Regions from separate parts of the Homo sapiens genome. Here regions 1 and 2 are each linked to region 3. The links are chromatin loops, found by intact Hi-C in ENCODE. Cell type or tissue: endothelial cell of umbilical vein. All regions are shown on one strand.

The links. Hi-C counts contacts between places; a loop is a spot of excess contacts. Peaks named below come from ENCODE experiments on the same cell type or tissue, not always from the same donor. Only the 100,000 strongest peaks of a DNase experiment are listed, where the experiment ranks them.
Region 1: it touches region 3 in a loop (5-fold over the local background); 18 of 110 quality-filtered maps call a loop at or near these places.
Region 2: it touches region 3 in a loop (6-fold over the local background); 18 of 110 quality-filtered maps call a loop at or near these places.

What each region holds. Positions count from the first base shown.
Region 1 is chr19:2,492,778-2,497,777 of GRCh38, forward strand. It overlaps LOC124904614 (a long non-coding RNA gene), which reads right to left and starts at 2,005. Exons shown (of 2, transcript XR_007067090.1): 1 at 1,754-2,005; 2 at 1-133. RefSeq lists enhancers at 1,548-2,255, 1,914-2,208 and a silencer at 1,998-2,377. In endothelial cell of umbilical vein, no CTCF peak of the experiment used is centred here; DNase peaks (open chromatin) are centred at 2,164 and 2,664; H3K4me3 peaks cover 1,188 bases; H3K27ac peaks cover 1,341 bases.
Region 2 is chr19:2,504,582-2,509,581 of GRCh38, forward strand. No RefSeq gene overlaps it. Among named protein-coding and RNA genes, the nearest start is that of GADD45B, 31 kb to the left of the region's middle. In endothelial cell of umbilical vein, no CTCF peak of the experiment used is centred here; a DNase peak (open chromatin) is centred at 2,730; H3K27ac peaks cover 1,628 bases.
Region 3 is chr19:2,576,860-2,581,859 of GRCh38, forward strand. All of the region lies in intron 2 of GNG7 (G protein subunit gamma 7), which reads right to left. Among named protein-coding and RNA genes, the nearest start is that of MIR7850, 51 kb to the right of the region's middle. RefSeq lists enhancers at 109-253, 2,552-2,846, 2,665-2,714, a cis regulatory region at 175-188 and a silencer at 2,552-2,846. In endothelial cell of umbilical vein, a CTCF peak has its summit at 2,764 (motif pointing left); DNase peaks (open chromatin) are centred at 1,662, 2,342 and 2,662; H3K4me3 peaks cover 758 bases; H3K27ac peaks cover 2,003 bases.

The sequences.
Region 1 (5,000 bases), 84 kb before region 3:
CAGAAACAGCCAGGGTTGGTGGGATTAGAACTGCACAGGTGGGGAGGTGATGCCCATATACCCTAAGAAACTATCCTTCCATTTCACAGCCGGAGAAACCGAGGCCCAGAGACAGGAAGGTCTTCTTGTTGAGCTAAGAAGAGAAATAGAGGGATGATAAACGGATGCCCTGACTGGGCCCCCTCAACCATCTCCTCTTGCAGCCAGAAACAGTAGGTTCCTACCGCCAACAAGGGTGGGGACAGGAAGGTGGGGGACCAGGGTGGGAGGAGGAGATGGGAGTGAGGCCCTGGGGGGAGGTGGAGCCTATGTCCTGGAGACAGACACAGAGGTGGGCGGTCCGGAGACACCCACCTCCTCAGACAGGCACGGGCTCTGGCAGCTGGTGACAGAGACACAATCTGGGGCACATAGGCACTGTCTGTCCCTCCTGCCGCCGATCTTCCTCCCCAGCCTCTGATGGGGATTCTAGGGGCTGCTGGGGCCCCTGCAATTGTTTTGGCATGAGTGTGCATACCTGTGTGTTTGTGTGTTGGGTGCACATGCTTTATTTTTATTTTCATTTTATTTATTCCATTTCATTTCATTTATTTCATTTCATTTCATTTTTTGAGACTGAGTCGTGTTCTGTCACCCAGGCTGGAGTGCAGTGGCACTATCTCAACTCATTGCAACCTCCGCCTCCCAGGTTCAAGCGATTCTCCTGCTTCAGCCTCCGGAGTAGCTGGGACTACAGGTGCCCACCACCATGGCCGGCTAATTTTTTGTATTTTTAGTAGAGATGAGGTTTCACCACGCTGATCAGGCTGGTCTCAAACACCTGACCTCAAGTGATCCGCCCACCTGGGCCTCCCAAAGTGCTGGGATTACAGGCATAAACCACCGCGCCCGGCCTCACTGAGCATGTTTTGAAGGCGAGTGCGTTCCTCTTGACTGCTGAACTTTCATTCTATGAACCGACCTCCGTTGACCTGTTCCCCTCTGAATGGAGGGGTATTTGAGCTCTTCCCAGGTTTTGGTGATGAGGAACAAAGCTGCTACGTGCATTTACCTCCTGGTCTCTGTGTGCTCCTAAGTTGTGTATTTCTTTCAGATAGTACCAAGAGAAGTGAGGTTGCTGGGTCCCCGTAACCTTATAGGGTAAATACTATTATTACATCCACTTTGTTGATCGGGAGAATAGACGCCGCCAGGCCTCCTGTCTCTCGCTTTCACACAAAGGCACATACGGCAGACACGGACCCCCATCACTCATCCATCACTTTCCCATCACTCACCGCAGACCCTCCAGGACCCACGCAGAAACCCAGGGCTCCCCCACGGTGCACGCAGCACCCAGGCTGCCCGCCCTCCACCCAGGGCCGCGTCACGCCCGACACCCCCGGAACAGACGCCTATGAGGCCTGCAGCTCCAGACGGGCTGCAGACACACAGCGATTTGTTCATCTTTCCAGCCACCCCGTCTGGTCCTGACAGTAATTAGCTCCCAGACTGGTGGGGAGACGGTGAACAGCCTGAGAGTCATCGCCCACGGCTCCACGCCCACAGGCCACGGGCACCGGGAGAGAGGGTGAATGAGTGTGTGTGTGTGTGTGAGTGTGTGTGTCCGGAATCTGTACTCTCCAGCCAGGGCTCCCCATCCTCCTGCAAAGGGCCAGCACCGTGCACGGGTACCCACGGCGCCTTCCAAGGGGAACGTGCACAGGCATACCCACTGTTCATTCCACGAAGGATCGTGCACACGCATGCCTACCTTTGCATTTCACGCGGGATTGTGCACACGCATGTCCACCGTGCCTTCCACGCGGGATCGTGCACACGCATGTCCACGAACTCCTGCACACCTACACCCACCAGGCCTGCCCATGCGATGCGTCCCTGCAGACCCACTGTGGACGCCTGCTTGTCGGCGTCCTGCGCATCCCGCGTGAGTGGAGTGTGCACTCGTGGAGGGGGCGACTGAGTGCGGGGCAAGCGCAAGCGCAAGCACACTGGGCTCGCGGAGGGTGGAGAGAGGCCGTGCGCGTTCCCGGGGCTGGCGCGGAGGTGGGGTCAGCGGCGCGGGAGAACGCCCCGCCCCGCTACCGCCAGCCCGGAAGACCCACGGCGGCGGGCGCTGGCGTCACGGGTTTCCACTGGGGCCCCGGCGCCGGGGCCGGGATTCCCTGGCGCAGGAACGCCCGTGACGGCGGCGCCTGCCTGCGTCGGCCACGCTGGGAGGTTTGAGCCTGGGGATGACATCAGCCCCTGCGTTTCTGGAGCTGGCCCGGGCGGGACGGGGACTTGGAGAAAGCAGTGACACCCACTTTCGTTGACTGCCAACCCGTGCAGAGCGCTTAGTGCGTGTCCGACCGTGAGCTGAGCGCTGTGATGCGGGTGCTGTTAATGTCCCATTGCACAGATGGGGAAACTGAGGCCGGCGCACTGCCCGCCCCGCCGGGCCCCCAGAGTGAGGGCCCGGGGCTGGGAGCAGCCTTTTCCCAGCGCCCTCTGCAGTGTAGAGTCCCACCAGCTTGTCTCCCGCTCTCTCCTGCACAAGCCGGCTCAGAGAGGGTCTGCGGGTGTCCTGGCACCACCCAGCAAGTTGGGTGCTGCAGCCAGCTCTGTCCATACAGTTGGTCTCTGCCCAGCTGCGGTGGCCAGGGGCGGTGCCTGAGCCAGGGCGCCCGGGCGGCCCGGTGGGGTGTGCCCAGCCGCTGCCTTCCTGCTGACGCCGGTGCCAAGGGATCTAAATATAGCCTGGGAGGAGGCAAGGGCTATTTTTAACGCGAGTGGCTTGGCCCCTCCCAGTTCCCGGGTCAGGAGCCCTTTGGTCCAGGATTTTGGGGAGGGGCAGGGGCGAGGGGGAGCCAGGGGCCCCACACCCGCCTGGGCCTGCCCCTCTGCCCACACCTGGCCCTGGAAGACTCTAGGGGACGAAGGGCCGTAGAGGGAGGGCAGGGTGGGGGGGCTGTCGCAGGTCACCTTTCTTAAACGCCACCTCCTCTCTAGCTGCCGACCAGCCCTGGCCTTTTGTTGGGCCCAGAGACTGCTTTCTATTTTGGGAAGGTGTTGGAATAATTTCCTTGGCTATTTTTAGCCGGTTCGGGGATTCCTCCACTCAGGCTGGCCGCCCTGCCTCTCCTCCTCCTCCTCCTCCTCCTAGTCGTCTTCCTCCTCCCGGCAGACCCAAGGGCGGCCTCCTTCATGGAGGGCAGTCAGGGACACACAGTCCCTGAGCCAGACCCAGAATGGGGAGACCCCTATATTTCCTGGGTCGGGGAGGGAAGGGAGCTCTGAAGGGCGTTCCCACGTTCCAGGTGAGCAGGACTTTCAGACCTCTGGGAATCCATGACGCCAGGTATCTGAATTCTGTCTCCAGGGCAGGGTGGGGCGACCCAGCAGCCTCTGACCTTTCACCTCCTTTCAGGGTTGTCACAGGAAAGTGGCCTGCTGAGAACAGACCTTGACTCCCACATCCCTAGGCTAGGGGCTCCCATGTTCCCAAGAGGAAGATCAGTGTGATGAGGGTAAACTGAGGCACAGAGGGGACACTGGGATGGGACACATCTTGGGCTCATTCCCTGATGGTTTCATTTCCTTCCACATTCTACCTTTGTTTTTAATTTTTTTTTTTGATTGTTTTGAGACAAGACGGAGTCTCACTCTGTCACCCAGGCTGGAAGAGTATGCAGTGGCACAATCTCGGCTCTCTGCAACCTCTGTCCTCTGGGTTCAAGCGATTCTCCAGCTTCAGCCCCCTGAGTAGCTGGGATTACAGGTGCACGCCACCATGCCCAGCTAAGTTTTGTATTTTTAGTAGAGACGGGGTTTCACCATGTTGGCCAGGCTGGTCTCGAACTCCTGACCGCAGGTGATCCACCTGCCTCTCCTCCCAGAGTGATAGGATTACATGCGTGAGCCACTGTGCCTGGCAGCAGCGCCGTCATAGCTTATGGCAGCCTTGACTTCCTGGGCTCAAGTGATGCCCCCAACTCAGCCTCCTGAGTAGTGAGGCCTATATAGGCATGTACCACGATGACTGGCTAATTTTTGAAAATTTTTACTAGAGATGGGGTCTCTCTGTGTTGCCCAGGCTGGTCTTGAACTCCTGGGCTCAAGTGATCCTTCCACCTTGGCCTCCCAAAGTGCTGGGATTCCAGGCGTGAGCCACCGGGACCAGCCCTCATGCTGCCTTTTAACAGCTAAGCAACCTTGGGGCGATGACTTCACCTCTATGTGCCTCTTTCAGGAAAGGGGGTGACAGTCACATGGACTAATGGTAAATAGGTGAGGGAATATATGAAAGGTCTTAGAACAAGCTCCTGGCAGAATGGAGCTGAGGGTCCTGGAAAGGACGCTGGGATATGGCTGGCTGCAGGACAGAGGAACATCCCGGGTGCTGGCTGGTTCCACATTTTGAGAGGACACACCCCCTTACTTATCCCAGTCCGTGAGGCTGGCGAGAGTGACCCCGGCGTTTCAGATCAGGAAACTGAGACCCTGGGATAATTTCCCAGGCCCAGGGTCTCATGACAGCTGACACACAGGAGGCCAGCACAGTCCCCTGGCTCCCCCGGGCCGTATTCCACAGCTGCTCCGCATTCTTTCACCGGTGCCCTCACTCATGCAGCAAGCATTTGTGAGCACCGTATGAGTTTCCTCCCGCTGCTGTAACAAATCACTGCCAACCCAGTGGCTGGAAACAACACAGAGTTATTATCTGACAAGTCTGGAGGCCAGGAATCCAAAATCAGTCTCCCTGGGCTCCAAATCAAGCTGTGAGCAGGGCTGGGCCCTCCTGGAGGATCCAGGGGAGAACCTGGCTTCCACGTTTGCCAGCATTTAGAGGCAGCTGCTTCCCTCAGCTTGGGGCCTCTTCCTCCACGTTCATGGCTGGCCGTGCAGCCTCTTCCAGTCTCTGACTCTCACCTCCCACCACCTCTTATTTATTATTATTATTATTATTATTATTATTAATTTTAGTGGAGTTTTGCTCTTTTTGCCCAGGCTGGAGTGCG
Region 2 (5,000 bases), 72 kb before region 3:
TGCAGGTTTGTTACATAGGTAAACATGTGCCATGGTGGTTTGCTGCAATCAACCCGTCACCTAGGTATTAAGCCCCACATGTTGCTGGGCGCGGCGGCTCATGCCTGTAATCCCAGCACTTTGGGAGGCCGAGGTGGGTGGCTTGCTCGAGGTCAGGAGTTCGAGACCAGCCTGACCCACATGGTGAAACCCCGTCTCTACTAAAAATACAAAAATTAGCTGGGTGTGGTGGCGGACGCCTGTAATCCCAGCTACTCAGGAGGCTGAGGCAGGAGAATCACTTGAACCTGGGAAGCAGAGGTTGCAGTGAGCTGAGATTGCACCATTGCACTCCAGCCTGGGTGACAGAGCGAGACTCCGTCTCAAACAAACAAAAAGCCCCACGTACGTCAGCTCTTTATCCTGGAGCCCTCCCTCCCTTCCCCCTCACCTCACCCCCCAGCGGCCCCAGTGTGTGTTGTTCCCCTCCCTGTGTCCATGTGTTCTCAGTATTCAGCTCCCACTTATAAGTGAGAACATGTGGTGTTTGATTTTCTGTTCTGTGTTAGTTTGCTGAGGACAACGGCTTCCAGCTCCATCCATGTCCCTGCAAAGGACATGATCCCGTTCCTTTTTGTGGCTGCATAATATTCCATGCTGTGTATGTACAACATTTTTGTCTTTTGAGACAGAGTCTTGCTCTTGTCACCCAGGCTGGAGTGCAATGGCGGGATCTCAGCTCACTGCAACTTCCACCTCCCGGGTTCAAGCAATTCTCCTGCCTCAGCCTCCCGAGTAGCTGGGACTACAGGTGCCCACCACCACACTCAGCTAATTTTTTGTATTTTCAGTAGAAACAGGGTTTCACCGTGTTAGCCAGGATGGTCTCGATTTCCTGACCTCGCGATCCACCCTCCTCAGCCTCCCAAAGTGCTGGGATTACAGGCGTGAGCCACCGCGCCCAGCCAGGATGTATCATTTTAAATCTTAGTTTGTGGAACAGTTTTCTAACTAAGCATGTCACAAAACCTAGAGAATCAAGAAAGGAACATGTTGATGAGTTTTGTGTGCCAGACATAAAAATCTAAATGATAGTCTAGGAGAAAATATTTGCAACACTTGTAACAGACCAGAATTAACAAGCCTGCGTAAAAAGTGTCTTTCATCCCAAAGAAATACGCAAGTGATTTAATTAGGAAATAAACAGACTGGGTGCAGTGGCACACACCTGTAATCCCAGCACTTTAGGAGGCCAAGATAGGAGGATCACCTGAGCCCAGGAATTGGAGACCAGCCTGGGCAACACAGCAAGAACTCATCTTTAAAATTTTTTTTTAAATTAGCTGAGTGTGGTGGTGCTTCCATGTAGTCCCAGCTACTTGGGAGGCTGAGGTGGGAAGACTGCTTGAATTTGGGAGATCAAGGCTGCAGTGAGCTATGATAGCACCACTGGACTCCAGCCCGGGCGACAGAGCCAGCAGGCCCTGTCTCAAAAAAGAAAAAAAAAAAAAAAAGAAAAGAAAAGAAACAAAAAGTATGAATAGGCATTTTACATATGAGGGAATAAAAATGTCTCATAATTCTAGGGACCGGTACACACACATATGCTGGAATGCACACACACATCCAAGTGTGTGTACAGAAATTAATATGTAGGCTGGGTACGGTGGCTAATGCCTGTAATCCCAGCACTTTGGGAGGCTGAGGAAGGCGGATCACCTGAGGTCAGGAGTTCGAGACCAGCCTGACCAACATGGCGAAATCCCGTCTTTCCTAAAAATACAAAATTAGCTGGGCGTGGTGGGTGCATGCCTGTAATCCCAGCTAAATCCCAGCTACTCGGGAGGCTGAGGCAGGAGAATCACTTGAATCCGGGAGGTGGAGGTTGCAGTGAGCCGAGAACACGCCATTGCACTCTATCCTGGGCGGCAAGAGTGAAACTCCGTGTCAAAAAAAAAGAAAGAAAGAAACATGTTCATAAGGCACTTTATTGAAAGATAGTGTGTAAAAGTAGCAAAACTCAGAAATAATCTAAATGTCCATCAATAGTATATAATTTTTTTTTTTTTGAGATGGAGTCTCGCTCTGTTGCCCAGGCTGGAGTGCAGTGGCACAATCTTGGCTCACTGCAACCTCTGCCCCCCAGGTTCATTGCCTGCCTCATCTTCCTGAGTAGCTGGGATCACAGGTGCCTGCCACCATGCCTGGCTAATTTTTATTTTTTATTTTGGTATTTTTAGTAGAGACGGGGTTTCACCATGTTGACCAGGCTGGCCTTGAACTCCTGACCTCAGGTGATCCTCCCGCCTCGGCCTCTCAAAGTGCTGGGATTTCAGGTGTGAGCCACCGCGTCCGGCTAAGCATGTAAATTAAATTACTCTGGAGTTGTTAAAATGCACTGATTTTTAAAAAATTATTATTTTTATATCTTTTTTGTTTTCCTTCATAAAAATGCAATGACTTAGCAAGCTGTCGGTCATAGGAAGTTAAGCGAAAAAAAAAAAAAGCTAAGCCAGCCTCAGAGCAGTCTGTGTTGAGTGAGTCCAGTTTTAAAAACAAATGGCAAGTGTTGGTATGAAATAGTGCCGATCTCCATTACAGAAGACGGTCTTGGGCACATGTGCGGGAGCCCTACGGTCTGGCTGAAAATGCTGCCCAGTTCTGGCCGTACCACTTTCTAGCTGTGGACTCAAGGGAGTTGTTTACCTTCTGTCAGTCCATGTTTATTCATCTGCACAATCAATGCGTAGAACCATAGCCCTTACCTCACAGCGTTTCCGGGAGGATCAGATGACACAATCCGAGGAAATGAACCATTATTGCTACTTACTGTCACTGCTTTCTTCTGAGGCCAACGTTTGGGCACGCCTAGAAGTTTGAAGGATTTGCCTCAGCTGTGAACAAATGGTGGCTACAGGTGCTGAGAATGGGTCTGAAGAAGGGCGTGGAGGGATCTTCCCTCCCCTCCCCTCCCCACCCCTCCCCTTCTCTTTCTCTCTCCCTCCCTCCCTCTCTTCTTTTTCTTTCTCTCTCTCCCCTCCCTCCCTCCCTCTCTCTCTCTTTCTTTTTTTCTCTCTCTCCCCTCCCCCCCTTCTCTCTTTTCTTTCTTTCTCTTTTTTGACAGAGTCTCACTTTGTCGCCCAGTCTGGAGTGCAGTGGTGTGATCTCAGCTCACTGCAACCTCTGCCTCCCAGATTCACGCCATTCTCCTGCCTCAGCCTCCTGAGTAGCTGGGATTACAGGCGTGCGCCACCACGCCCGGCTAATTTTTGTATATTTAGTGGAGACGGCGTTTCACCGTGTTAGCCAGGATGGTCTCCATCTCCTGACCTCGTGATCCGCCCGCCTCGGCCTCCCAAAGTGCTGGGATTACAGGCATGAGCCACCGTGCCCGGCCGCATGTGGGTTTTTCAATGGCTATTATTTAAGCATCTTCCATGTCCTTTGTGTGTGTGTGTGTGGTGTGTGTGTTTTGTGTTTTTTTTGTTTTTGACAAGAGTCTCGCTCTGTTGCCCAGGCTGGAGTGCAGTGGCGTGATCTCAGCTCACTACAACCTCCACCTCCCAGGTTCAAACGATTCTCCTGCCTCAGCCTCCTGGGTAGGTGGGACTACAGGTGCATGCCACCACACCCAGCTAATGTTTCTATTTTTAGTGGAAACGGGGTTTCACCATGTTGGCCAGGCTGGTCTCGAACTTCTGACCTCAGGTGATCCGCCCACCTCAGTCTTCCAAAGTGCTGGGATTACAGGCATGAGCCACAGTGCCCAGCCAAGGATGACTTTTGAATGCTGTATGATTTTATGTAACTTCTTCTTCTTCTTCTTTTTTTTTGAGACGGAGTTTCACTCTTGTTGCCCAGGCTGGAGTGTAATGGCACGACCTCAGCTCACTGCAACCTCCGCCTCCCAGGTTCAAGTGATTCTCCTGCCTCAGCCTCCCGAGTAGCTGGGATTACAAGCATGGGCCACCACACCCGGCTAATTTTTTTGTATTTTTAGTAGAAACGGGGTTTCTCCATGTTGGTCAGGCTACTCTTGAACTCCCGACCTGAGGTGATCTGCCAGCCTCGGCCTCCCAAAGCATTGGGATTACAGGCGTGAGCCACTGTGCCCGGCCTATTTTATGTAACTTCTATAGTTATTATATTTTGTTTTGGGGACCAGGAAAAGAAATTGTAAACCTTTTTGGCTTATTTCCCATGTCTTTTTTTCTGTGCATTAAAACAAAACAAAACAAATAAAACAAGGCTGGGCGTGGTGGCTCACGCCTGTAATCCCAGCACTTTGGGAGGCTGAGGCGGGCGGATCATGAGGTCAGGAGATCGAGACCGTCCTGGCTAACACGGTGAAACCCTGTCTCTACTGAAAATACAAAAAATTAGCCGGGCGTGGTGGTGGGCGCCTGTAGTCCCAGCTACTCGGGAGACTGAGGCAGGAGAATGGCCTGAACCCGGGAGGCGGAGCTTGCAGTGAGCTGAGATCGCGCCACTGCACTCCAGCCTGGGCGACAGAGCGAGACTCCGTCTCAAAAAACAAAACAAAACAAAACAAAAAACCCATTGCTAATAATGTGTACGATTTTGCATGTAAGTTTTTCAGTGACTGTATTATTAGGCTGGTGCAAAAGTAATTGCGATTTTGCCGTTAAAAAGGTGAAAACCACAACTACTTTTGCACCAACCTAATATTTAAGCATCTTCCATGTCCTTAAATACAAATCGTAATGGATAAATACAAGGTGGTCTGTCTGGAAAAAGGAATATTACTCAGCCATGAAAAGGAACGAAGCTCTGACATAGGCTAGCACCTGGATGAACCCTGAGGACATCACGGCCAGGGAGAGGTGCCAGACATAAAAGGCCACACAATACATGATCCCATTTATGTGAACTGCGAAGGACAGGCTAATCCACCGAGACAGTAAAGGGATTCACGGTGGCCTGCGGCTGGGGAGGGGTGGAGAGTGACTGCTGATGGGGATGGGATGTCTTTGGGGTGATGACAGTATTCTGGAACTACA
Region 3 (5,000 bases):
TTGTTCTAAAGACAGGGTCTCGCTATGTGGCCCAGGCTGGTCTCAAACTCCTGGGCTCAAGTGATCCTCCCACCTCAGCCTCCCAAAGTGCCGGGATTACAGGCGTGGGCCTCTGTGCCCGGCCTGAATTTGCTCTTAAGTCATTCACGCTACGTGAGTCACCAGGGCTGTCCCGTGTGCAAAGTTCCAGTAAGTCTTTGTATTCCTGTTGGCAGGGTCAGGACAAGGTCCACCTCGCAAGCTGGGGCTGTGGGGCAGTGAGCTCAGTCTCTGTGTTGCGTAACCAATTGCCATCCATGTGGCGCCTTCCAACACACATCCACTTAGTACGTCACGGTTTGTGGGGTCAGGAGTCCGGGAACAGCCAAGCCAGGGCCTCTGTTCAGGGTACCCCCAGGGCTGCAGTCTGGGTGTTGGTTGGGGCTGCGTCTCATCCAAGGCTCGCCCGGGGAAGGCTCTTCATCCAGCATTCCCTCAGGCTGTTGGCACCATTTGCCTCCCTGTGGTTGTAGGACCGGGGTCCCTGTTTCCTTGCTGGCTGTTGCCTGGGGGACACTCCCAGCTCCTATGGGCCACCCTTGGGTCCTAGCTATCAGACCCTCCTCGGGCCTTCTCGCAATGCACCGCTCACTTCTTCACACCAGGAACCAGCAGGGGAGTGTCTTCCCACAACTCTGCTAAGCTAGAGTCTTCTGGGTGGGCGTGGTGGCTCACGCCTGTAATCCTAGCACTTTGGGAGGCTGAGGCAGGAAAATTGCTTTAAGCCAGGAGGCGGAGGTTGCAGTGAGCCGAGATCACGCCACTGCACTCCAGCCTGGGTGACAGAGCAAGATTCCATCTCAAAAAAAAAAAAAAAAAAAAAATCAGCGTAATATTTTACATATTATATATGCATGTAAGCATTTGCTACATATTTATATTGAGAAATAAATCTAAAAAGAAAATGTAGAACATCCCTATATAAAATGTTATGGTGTTATTTTCCTTTTTTTTTTTTTTTGAGATGAAGTCTTGCTGTCACCCAGGCTGGAATGCAATGGCGCAATCACAGCTCACTGCAGCCTCAACCTCCCAGGCTCCAGATCCTCCCACCTCAGCCCCTCGAGTAGCTGGGACCACAGGTGTGCACCACCACGCCCGGCTAATTCTTTTATTTTTTTGTAGAGACGGAGGTCTCGTTGTTGCCCAGGCTGGTCTTGAACTCTTGGGCTCAAGTGATCCTCCCACCTTGGCCTCCCAAAGTGCTGAGATTACAGGCGTGAGCCACCGCGCCCGGCTACGTGCTTGTCTTATTCAGCATTATGACATCATAGAGGGTGCTGATTCTTAGGGGCTTTGAGGGTCTCTGAGGGCTTTGAGGCTCAGAGATCTGCTGAGACACAGGTAGCGTAGGCAGAGCTGGGACAAATCCCCCGTTAGAGCCGGGGGCCCTCGGAGAACCCAATACGGGACCCAGAGGACCGAGGGCAGCCTAGTGCCAACTCCTGACTCGCCCTGTTCTCTACTATGTTAGGAAGCTATTTGCAGTTTTGTATTTGATAGAATCTCTTCCTGAATGCTTGCTCCGATCCTTTGTGGAATGAGGCAGAATATAAATAAATCAACAGAAAACGGTGCTCCAGCCACAAGCAAGAGACTGCCCGTCCTGCAGGGCCTAAGGAATTCACGAGCAACGCCCGCCCAGGGGCTGGGCTCAATGGCTGGCAGCCACAGGTTTCATCGCTAACCAGGCCGGAGAAGCTGGGCAGAAAAGCACCTGTTTGCAGCTTTTCAGCAGGACCTCTCCCCCTCAGCCCTGTGGACATTGGGGCTGGATCCTTCTCTCTGGGGTGGGGCCGTCCTGGGCACTGCAGGGTGCTGAGCAGCGTCTCTGGTCTCCACCCACTCCCTGCCAGGAAGCCCCCCAACACCCCGAGACCAAGAATCATCAGCTTCCAAATGTTAACATGCACAAGTAGGGAAACCGATGCTAAAGGATTTTAAGGTCACAGAGCTGGGAAGGGGTGGATCGGGGCCTCAAACCCCTGGCTCCCGGCCCCCCAGGGGCCGAGCTGTGGGGATGTGGATCCCAGACTGACCCCGGCATGGAAAACCACCAGCGTGGCCCGGCGCCAGACCTGCTTGTCTGTCGCTTGTCTGCGAGAGGCCAGGAAATGGCTGGGAGAGGGAGAGACGGTTAAACGAAAAAACATCCCAAGAATGCACATGGCTCGTCTCCGGCCCTGGCAGCCCGCCCCGCCGGTGCCTGCAGCAGAGGGTCCCGTGATTTGGGGCTCCGCCTCAGCATCTGCGGGATGGGTGCCCCCGGCCGGGCAGGTCCAGACGCCAAGGTCTGCACAGGGGTCACCCGGACACACCTGACTCGGACCATGTGGCTAAGTTTGTTTTGAAATTTCACTGCCCCAGCGTAACCCAGAGTCCAGGCCACGCCCAGCACGGCTGGCTCCCGTCCGGGTCTCTGTGTCCTGCAGCTCAGGGTGGCCAGGGCGGGCGGGCAGGAGGGCAGGCACCTGGCACCCACCCAGACCTGCGCCCTGGCCATCAGGCTGCCCCGGGAAGCCGGGCGACCGGGAAGATAGCAGAGTCAACAGGGCGGGTGCAGGAAAGGGCGCTCCCCATGCGAGCCTCTGAAGCCCTCGGCACACAGCCCTGGAGGCTGGGAATCCTTGAGCGTTTTCCTCTGAGGTCTCCAAGTGTTTATGGTAACAAGAGGAGGGAGGAGGGCGAGGGGACGGCCGCCGCTGGGCAGCAGCTCCGCCTGCTGGTCACCTTCCTCGGGGACATGCAAGGACAAGCTGCCGACGGAAGGGGCTTTGGCAGAAATGCGGGGAGCAGGGGACGCACCCCCACGGACAGGGGCTTTTCTGGTTGCCAAACGTGCAGACGACGGGCCTGACATCCCCATTTCCCAGGAACTCTGTGGATGGGTGTCCTGGGGCTGCCGTAAGAAAGTGCCACAAATGGGGGACTGGGAGGGGGTCTTAAAACCACAGACATGGATCCTCTCCCAGTTCTGGAGGCCAGAAGTCCAAAATCATGGGGTCTGCAAGCCTGTGCTCCCTCCAGAGGTTCCAGGGGAGAACGCTTTCTGCCTCCTCCAGTTCTGGGGGCGCAGGTGTCTCTCAGCTTGTGTCCTCCTCGGACACCTGGCCAGAATCCACTAGGACTTTAAAAAAAACCATTGCACCCCCCCAGTGCCATCCCAGAGGACCCACTCAATAAACACTGGAGCAACTCCCAGGGCAGGGGAATGCAGGTGTGCCCAGGGGTCAGGGCCCATACACGCAGCTGAGTGAGCCCTGCCAACCCTACCAGTCCCAGTCCTGGCCCCCGACATTGGTCCCGGCCTGGCCTGCTCACCCCTTCATGCCTCTCTGTCTAAGGGGCAGGGATAGGACGCAGCCCTGCTGCTCTCTGTCTGGTTCTATTTTTTTTTTTTTTTTTTTTTTGAGGCTGAGTCTCACTCTGTTGCCCAGGCTGGAGTGCAGTGGTGTGATCTCGGCTCACTGCAACCTCCGCCTCCTGGTTTCAAGAGATTCTCCTGCCTTGGCCTCCCAAGTAGCTGGGACTACAGGTGCACTCCACCATGTCCGGCTAATTTTTGTATTTTTAGTAGAGACGAGGTTTTGCCATGTTAGCCAGGCTGGTCTCGAACTCCTGACCTCAGGGGATCCACCTGCCTTGACCTCCCAAAGTGCTGGGATTGCAGGCATGAACCACCGTGCCCAGCTCTGTGCCTGGTTCTGTTTTATTTTATTTTAGAGACAAGGTCTTGCTGTTACCCAGGCTGGAGTGCAGTGGTGCAATCACAGCTCACTGCAGCCTCAAACTCTTGGCCTCAAGGGATCGTCCCCACTCAGCCTCCCAAGTAGCTGGGACTACAGGTGCCACCAAGCCCAGTTAATTTTTACATTTTTTTTTTTGAGACAGAGTCTTAGTCTGTCTCCCAGGCTGGAGTGCAGTGGTGCAATCACGGCTCACTGCAACCTCCCCCTCCCAGGTTCAAGCGATTCTCCTGCCTCAGCCTCCCGAGTAGCTGGGATTACAGGTGTGCACCACCACGCCCGGCTAATTTTTGTATTTTTAGTAGAGACAGGGTTTCACCATGTTGGCCAGGATGGTCTTGAACTCCCGATCCTAGATGCTCCACCCGCCTCAGCCTCCCAGAGTGTTGGGATTACAGGCGTGGGCCACTGCGCCCGGCCTCTGCCTGGTTGTTGAGGCAGAGACTGGTGTCTTCTTCCCTCGTCTTCCCCTCATATCAGGCCTCAAGAAAGACTTCCATGAACGCTGTGGGAAAATGCACTATGATGTCCCTCACTAGAAGTGCCTTCGCCGCAGGCCCAGCCTGAAAGTGATTAATCTCTGCTTCCTCCTCTCCCCTCCCCCAACAGAGTTTGTCTAAAAGTGCCCAGAGGCCTGGGTGACAGACTGATGGGGGGGGCCGCGGGGGTGGAGGGGTGATGGGGGTGGGGGGGTGGGGGGCGGAGGGTGTCTCTCGGGTGGCCTGGAGCACCAGCAGTCAATTCCTTCACTTGCAAATTGCCCAGGAGGGGTCAGCAGAGATACTGAGTTCCCAAACCACAGGGGGGTGAGAACAGGTCTGAGGCTGTGGGGTGGGATGTGGGGGCCCCCTCCCTGGTCCCTGGTGTTGTTTACCAAACACAGCAGCAAAGCTGTGTCTGCAGCCAGGACGCCTGCAGCCAAGCTCCTGGCTGCACTCCCAATGCCCACTTCTGCACGTGTTTTCACCCCACCCTGCAGGGATGGGACACCTCCCCTTCTTGAGGGTGAGGACACTGTGACATGTTCCTCAACAAGATGCCTGGCCAGGCCCCATTCACTCTGCATCACCCAACAGGTGTTGAAACAACGCATGAACCGTGTTATGGTCTAAGGTGTAGGCTCTACTCAAGATAGGCACAACTTTGTGGAATAAAATATCAAGGTTTCACAAGGTGACAAGTGGCCAGTTGCTCAATTTGTGTTAGAGAAACAGA